2 separate regions of the Homo sapiens genome follow, and region 2 is linked to region 1. Evidence: chromatin contacts called from ENCODE Hi-C or POLR2A ChIA-PET data. All regions are on one chromosome and are shown on one strand. Each heading gives the region's core, a stretch centred on a gene start or an enhancer-like site at or near the end of the contact. The rest is flanking DNA. Distances are from core to core; before and after follow the strand shown. Region 1 overlaps LDB3 (LIM domain binding 3). Region 2 overlaps BMPR1A (bone morphogenetic protein receptor type 1A).

Evidence for each region. Hi-C counts contacts between places; a loop is a spot of excess contacts on that map. ChIA-PET counts read pairs that join two places held with the same protein, here RNA polymerase II (POLR2A). Pooled maps may share reads with other maps.
Region 2: POLR2A ChIA-PET joins it to region 1 with 11 read pairs in H1. The contact joins two enhancer-like sites. A Hi-C loop is called at or near these places in 2 of 50 pooled maps. POLR2A ChIA-PET finds 5 or more read pairs at or near these places in 5 of 52 experiments (BJ, H1, IMR-90 and 2 more).

What each region holds. Positions count from the first base shown.
Region 1 is chr10:86,682,930-86,685,821 of GRCh38, forward strand. The region is part of intron 5 of LDB3 (LIM domain binding 3); the gene reads left to right. Among named protein-coding and RNA genes, the nearest start is that of LDB3, 16 kb to the left of the region's middle. RefSeq lists an enhancer at 1,143-2,892. Within about 2 kb of position 1,507, at least 9 of the 41 ENCODE cell types and tissues checked have a DNase peak (open chromatin) inside an H3K27ac peak, as active enhancers do.
Region 2 is chr10:86,871,472-86,874,434 of GRCh38, forward strand. All of the region lies in intron 2 of BMPR1A (bone morphogenetic protein receptor type 1A), which reads left to right. Among named protein-coding and RNA genes, the nearest start is that of MMRN2, 85 kb to the right of the region's middle. RefSeq lists enhancers at 232-793, 1,441-1,560. Within about 2 kb of position 1,612, at least 3 of the 41 ENCODE cell types and tissues checked have a DNase peak (open chromatin) inside an H3K27ac peak, as active enhancers do.

The DNA.
Region 1 (2,892 bases), core at 257-2,756:
TCAGCTTCCCCACCCCCCCAGCTCTTTCTAGAATCCTCAGTGAAGCTGATTTCTGGCACCACATGGCTTGCTTCCCTTACCCAAGGTGACAGAGCCATATATGCCCCCAGGGTTCCCCAGCAAAGGACTTTTGCCAGAAAACTCAGGGAATAGTAGAACAGAGATGACCTCCTTGTCCCGCATTTGTTGGGCTGGTAGGTCTTCCCGGTCCTTTTCAGGAACTGGCCTCAGGCAGAGAGGTCAGCCTCTGGTGGCCTGGGACTCCCAGGAGACCCACCTGCAATGATGATAATGTCTCCCCATACTGACCATGCACTCTGGCTATGGACCAGCTAACAGTCCACATGCCTTATCTCTCAGCAACACTCTCTAAAACAACTCTCTCTGCAACTCCAGAGGTGGGCATGATTTTCCCCATTTTATAGCTGGAAAATAGACGCTCAGAGAGAGCAAGTAATTTGCCCAAGGTCACACAGCTAGTAAGTGGCAGACAGAACTGGCATGCAGGTCTGCCTGACTCCACTTTGCATTGAGACAGGGACTTGCTGCCTGCTCAGGGAAGTGAGGGGCCAGGCCCACCTCTGCTTCCCATAGTGCCTAAGGTACTCTGCTGTCGGTGCAGGGGCTGCCCAGACCCTGATGAATGTGTAAATTATTTCTTGGTGCTCAGAGCAGCAGAGTCTGACGTTTCCTCCAAGGGATGGTGGGCTAGGGGAGGATGTGCAGTGGGTGCTTCATCCAAAGTAAAAGCTGATGCTGCTGTCTCAGGCAATGCCGGCAGGAAGGGCTGGAGCCTCTGACCTGGGCTGGCCTAGGGCAACCTCTGCTGGGCTGAGGCCACCACCTATGCTAAGTGGGTCAGCAACAGGGTCAGCAAGGGCTAATCCCCGTGCTTATCCATGGCACACTTCTCCCATGCTGAGCACCTTAGACTCATGACCCGTTCAGTCTGCACAACCCACCTGCGGGGTAGGCACTACCATCTCAAGAATTAGAATTAGGAAACAGGCTGGGACGGGTGGGTAATTTGCCCGGAGTCACAGTGCTAGGAAGAGGCAGGGTCACAACTTGAACTCTGTCCTGTCTGGCTCCAAAAAGAAGCCCCTTCCGCTACTCTCTCCTCTGGGCAACTTGCAGTGCAATTCTTTGGCACCTCGTATCCTCTTGGAAGGAGGAGAGAGAAACAGATGTGGTGCAAGGGCAGACGGGCATAGGCATCCCAGCAGCCCCCTTCTTCTCCTCCCTTCTGAGGCTGGCACTGAAGGGCAGTGCCCCTCAGGCCACTCAGTGCAAGGGCCCCTGGGCAGGTCTTACATCTTTGGCTCATCTTCCCCAAGACCCAGGCACTGGCTCCTCTCAGATGTGTCTGCTGCCACCATCCCGGCCCCAGGTCCTGGGTGGGAGAAGCTGAGCAGGAGGCAGGAATAAATGTCAAAGAAGGAGCAGGCTGCCAAGGGAGGGCAGAGGCAGCCCCCACCCCGCCAGGCCAACACTGCCCTCTGCAGGGGGCCCTGGGCTGGTCAGGGCAAGAGATGACCCTGCAGCTGTCAGCACTGGCCAAAAATGGAGAAGGAATGGAGCTCCGTGCTGGCCCTTTCCTAATATAGCTCCACTTGCAGCTATTTTGAGCCTGGGAGGATAGAGGGAATTTTATCAGTTCTGAGGCAGTGGCGGGCCTGGGGCAGAGCAGGGCCACTGTGCTGCTCCCTGGGACCGGGGACCACTGACTTGAGCCTGGCTTCCCAGGGTTTGGCTGCAAATGACCAGGGCCAGGCTGGCCGGGGCCCAAGCTCCCCCAGCTACAGCCCACACTGGGCAGATTCAAGAAGGTGGCAGAGTTTGGGGACAGAGCCCCCCACCTTCCACACTGTCTCCCTCACAGGCCCCCGACAGGGCTGCTGGCCACAGGGTCTGCCACTGCAGGGAATTTGCATTTAAAGAAACACAGGACAGACACTGCTTTCCCTACAGAGACCATGCTCTGGGAGGCTCACTCTCAGGTCAGAGTGAGAGGAAGGGGCCTCTCACTGTGCTGCCTCGGCTGTTGAGCTCACACTTCTCCCTGCGCCTGCTCGCTCCTCCATCCTGCCTCATTGCTGGCCCAAGGGGCCTTTAGGAGTGGCCCCTGGTGACTGTGCACCCCACTCCCCTATACCCCAAGAGGAGCAGCCAGAGCTGCCTGCGTCTCTTCTGGGAGGGAGAGGAGGTCAGGTTTGGGGGGGCATAGGAAACCCCGCGCACACCCTGCCTCCTTACCACTGCAATGCCTGCTCAGGACAGAATTCCAGAGCTGCCCCCACAAAACAGACTCTTAGTCCGGAGCTGCTGACAGGCAGGGAGGCCCCTGGGCCTCAGCCTTTTCCATAGCAGCCACAGCTGGTCCTGTCTCCACCCCTAGCTTCCACTCTGGGGTCTATAGCCAGGTTTGTATGTGGGGGATTCATGTATGCGGTACGAGTGCCCCTGAAGATAGACAAGAAAACCCTTCTTCTGGCAAAGCAGAGGGCACTGGGGACCCCTCAAGAGGGAAACATTGCTGTGTCAGTCTCTGAACCAAACCGAGGGTCCCAGTAGCTGTGATTCCCGGCTCTGAGTTCTCCCTCCTCACTCCTTGCTCTCCTCACCCATTGCGGTTTGGGCTGGTTCTGCCTCCACAATGACCAGGCTGATGATGGCCCCGGCGCTCAAACTGCCCCTGGTGGAGCCTCTCTCTGACCACCCTGTCTTCTTTGCCCTTTTCCTCCCCAGGTGGTAGTCAACTCTCCAGCCAAGTTAGTATCAAAGGACAGCATGTGTGTGCGCTTGCGTGCCAGCCCCAGCATGTGTCTGCGTGTGTCTGGCGTGGATAGAGTGTGCCTGCTGGCATGTGTACATGTATGTGCATATGTATGA
Region 2 (2,963 bases), core at 362-2,861, 190 kb after region 1:
ACACTGTTTCCATAGGACTCCAGCATTGGAAGGGATAACGTAGATTATTTAGTCTAGGGCCAGGCGGTGGTGGCTCACGCCTGTAATCCCAACACTTTGGGAGGTTTAGGCGGGTGGATTGCTTGAGTCCAGGAGTTCGAGATCAGTCTGGGCAACATGGCAAACCCCATCTCAACAGAAAATACAAAATTAGCCAGGCTTGGTGACACGTGCTTGTGGTCCCAGCTACTCAGGAGGCTGAGGTGGGAGGATTGCCTGGAGCCCAGGAGGCAGTGAGCTGAGGTTGTACCACTGCACTTCAGCCTGGGCAACAGAGTGAGACTCTGCCTCCAAAAAAAAAAAAAAAATTTAGTCCAGTCTCCCTTTCTATCATGTTGGTCATGTCTTTGACAAAGATGCTCTCAAACTTTATTCCTTATGTACTCTGTGAGCAAAGTCCCTGGGTTCTTTTGGTTGTATCTCAAGTGGAGTGGTTGCTATGTCCTTTGCATTCCTGTCATTCTTCTCTCAAGTGCTTAGGAGGCCTGGCCAGGTGGAATACAGTAAGATGGTTGTCCTGTTTGATTACAGCAGCATTTCCCTTCATTCTCAGACTGCATGCATGTCTTAGGAGTTGTCATCAATACCAATACGTATTGAGCTCGTAGTCAGGGAAGATTTGATGGCTGTTCTCCATACAAGTTATCACAGCTTTTTTTGTCTATAAAAATTTCTTGCAGATTGAATTGTTATGGATAGCACCTGTTAGTGACTTCCTTTGCCAGGTTGGCAAGTGTGTTGTAAACATGGATGAGAGGAGGAAACTTCTATTTAGCACCTACTATGTACCAGGCTCTCCTAAATAGTTTAAAATGTGTATTTACATTATATAATATATATAAAATCAGGCAGGGAAGTATAGGATAGTTGTTAACATGTAGAATCTGGAATCAGACCTCCTTGATTTTAATTATGACTCTGCCACTTAACCTGTTGTGTGATCTTTGATAAGTTCCTTAAAGTCTACTTGCCTGTTTCTTCATCTGTAAAATTAAAATAATAATTTAACCTTTAAATAAGTTGGTTGATGGTTTGATAACTTAATATATGCAAAGCATTTATGACTACTGGCACATAGAGGTTAATATGTGTTAGCTATTATTTTATATGAGTTCCTTAAGTTTAAAAATATTTAAATTTATTTAATTTTTTATTTTAAAAATTATTTTAAATATGTGTTTGCTGTTATCTCATTTGGTTCTCAAAATAACTGTCAGTTAATAAATATCATTCCAGATTTGTTTGTTTGTTAAGATGGGGTCTTGCTGTGTTGCCAAGGCTGGAGTGCAGTGGCTCTTAACTGTTGTGATCACAGTGCATTGTAGCCTGGAATTTCTGGGCTCAAGTGATCCTGTTTGAGCCCAGGATTACAGCTGAGATTACAGGCGGTCACCACCACAGTTGGCCTCATTCCAGTTTTAAAGATGAGGAAACTAATTCAGAGAGGTTAAGTTAAAGGCAGATCCAGAATTTGAACTTATGCCAGGGTAGCAGGGTCGTGGATGTTTTTGCGGAAGGAACTCACACACAGTCCTTTCCTCTGAAAGGGAAAGCACTTAGAGTCTCACGGCCAGCCAGCTCTGCAGGGTGCCTTGGTTGTGGCTCTAATGAGACAAGGCCACATATTAGCTTTAAATAAACCAATGAGGAAACAGTGACAATGAAAGATGTAACAAGGCATAGCGGTCAGTCTCCTGCCCAAGACTGTGAGTTCCTTGCAGCAGGAACAACCATACTCATATTTGTATTTCTGGTACCTAACACTGGGTCGGTAATACGTACTCCAGATGCAGGCCAGTTGCAGTGGTTCACACCTGTAATCTCAGCACTCTGGGAGGAGGCCAAGGCCACAGGATTGCTTGAGGCCAGGAGTTTGAGACCAGCCCAGGCAACATAGCGAGACCCACCGCCCCCACCCCTATTAAATTAAAAAAAAAAAAAAAGATGTTGTTGGTGAATAAGTGAGTAAATTAATAAGTGAAAATTTGGGGAGGGGTGGAGACCTAGCAAGGGAGGCAGGACCAAAGCCAGGGTTTCTGGCATGGTATCCACTGGAGAGTGGTAGCCAGTGGAGGAGCAAGAAAGAAAGGTGTGGGTTTGATTTAGACAGGTGGAGTGTGATTCTAGTAGAAATATTTAGTGGGAAAATTGAAATGAGGAAGAGAGATTAGGATTGGAAATACACTGGAAACTTCTCTTGAATTGGAAACCTGGAACATATATCCTTAGAATGACAGTTGAATTATTTCAAGAAGTTTTCAAAGAAATGCTGTTAAATCATGTGGCAGACATTATTCTATAGTTATTTTAGACTTTACATCTTTTTCTCTCAGCATTATGTAATGGGAAACAATTTTATATTACAGAAATAAGAGATTGCAGGGATTTTTAGAACTAAGCTACATATAACATACACGTGTAAATGATACCTCACTGTAAACCTTCTTTGCCTCAGTACTGTGAATAACTTTGGAAAGCTAATTAAAGTGAAAATTCTTACTTAGATATTATAAAGTAGAAAGCTCAGGTTATTAATGTAGAAATCACACCAGGGTCATTGTGTCATAAATAAGCAAGATCTTTGTCATTCAGGAATAGTTCAAGCTGAAAGTCAATAAAATCAAACCACATGAAACAATGGGATGGGGGTAAAGTAGAATGATATATATCTTGATACTAATTAGCCTTTTCCCCCGTTATTTATTTAACAATTTTACTTTGAGGCATTTAAAAGTTCACTGTCTATATTAATAATCACCAAACCTTAATTGGAGAGATTATGTTTCATGTCATCCATATTAGAAGTTCAGTTTCATCTTAATAAAGTCAAATTTGCAATATTTTAGGAAATAATTTCTTTAAGATACTGCTTTTTTCCCTCCGCTCCCCTCCCCTCCTCTCCTCTTTTTTTATGAGATTGTGTC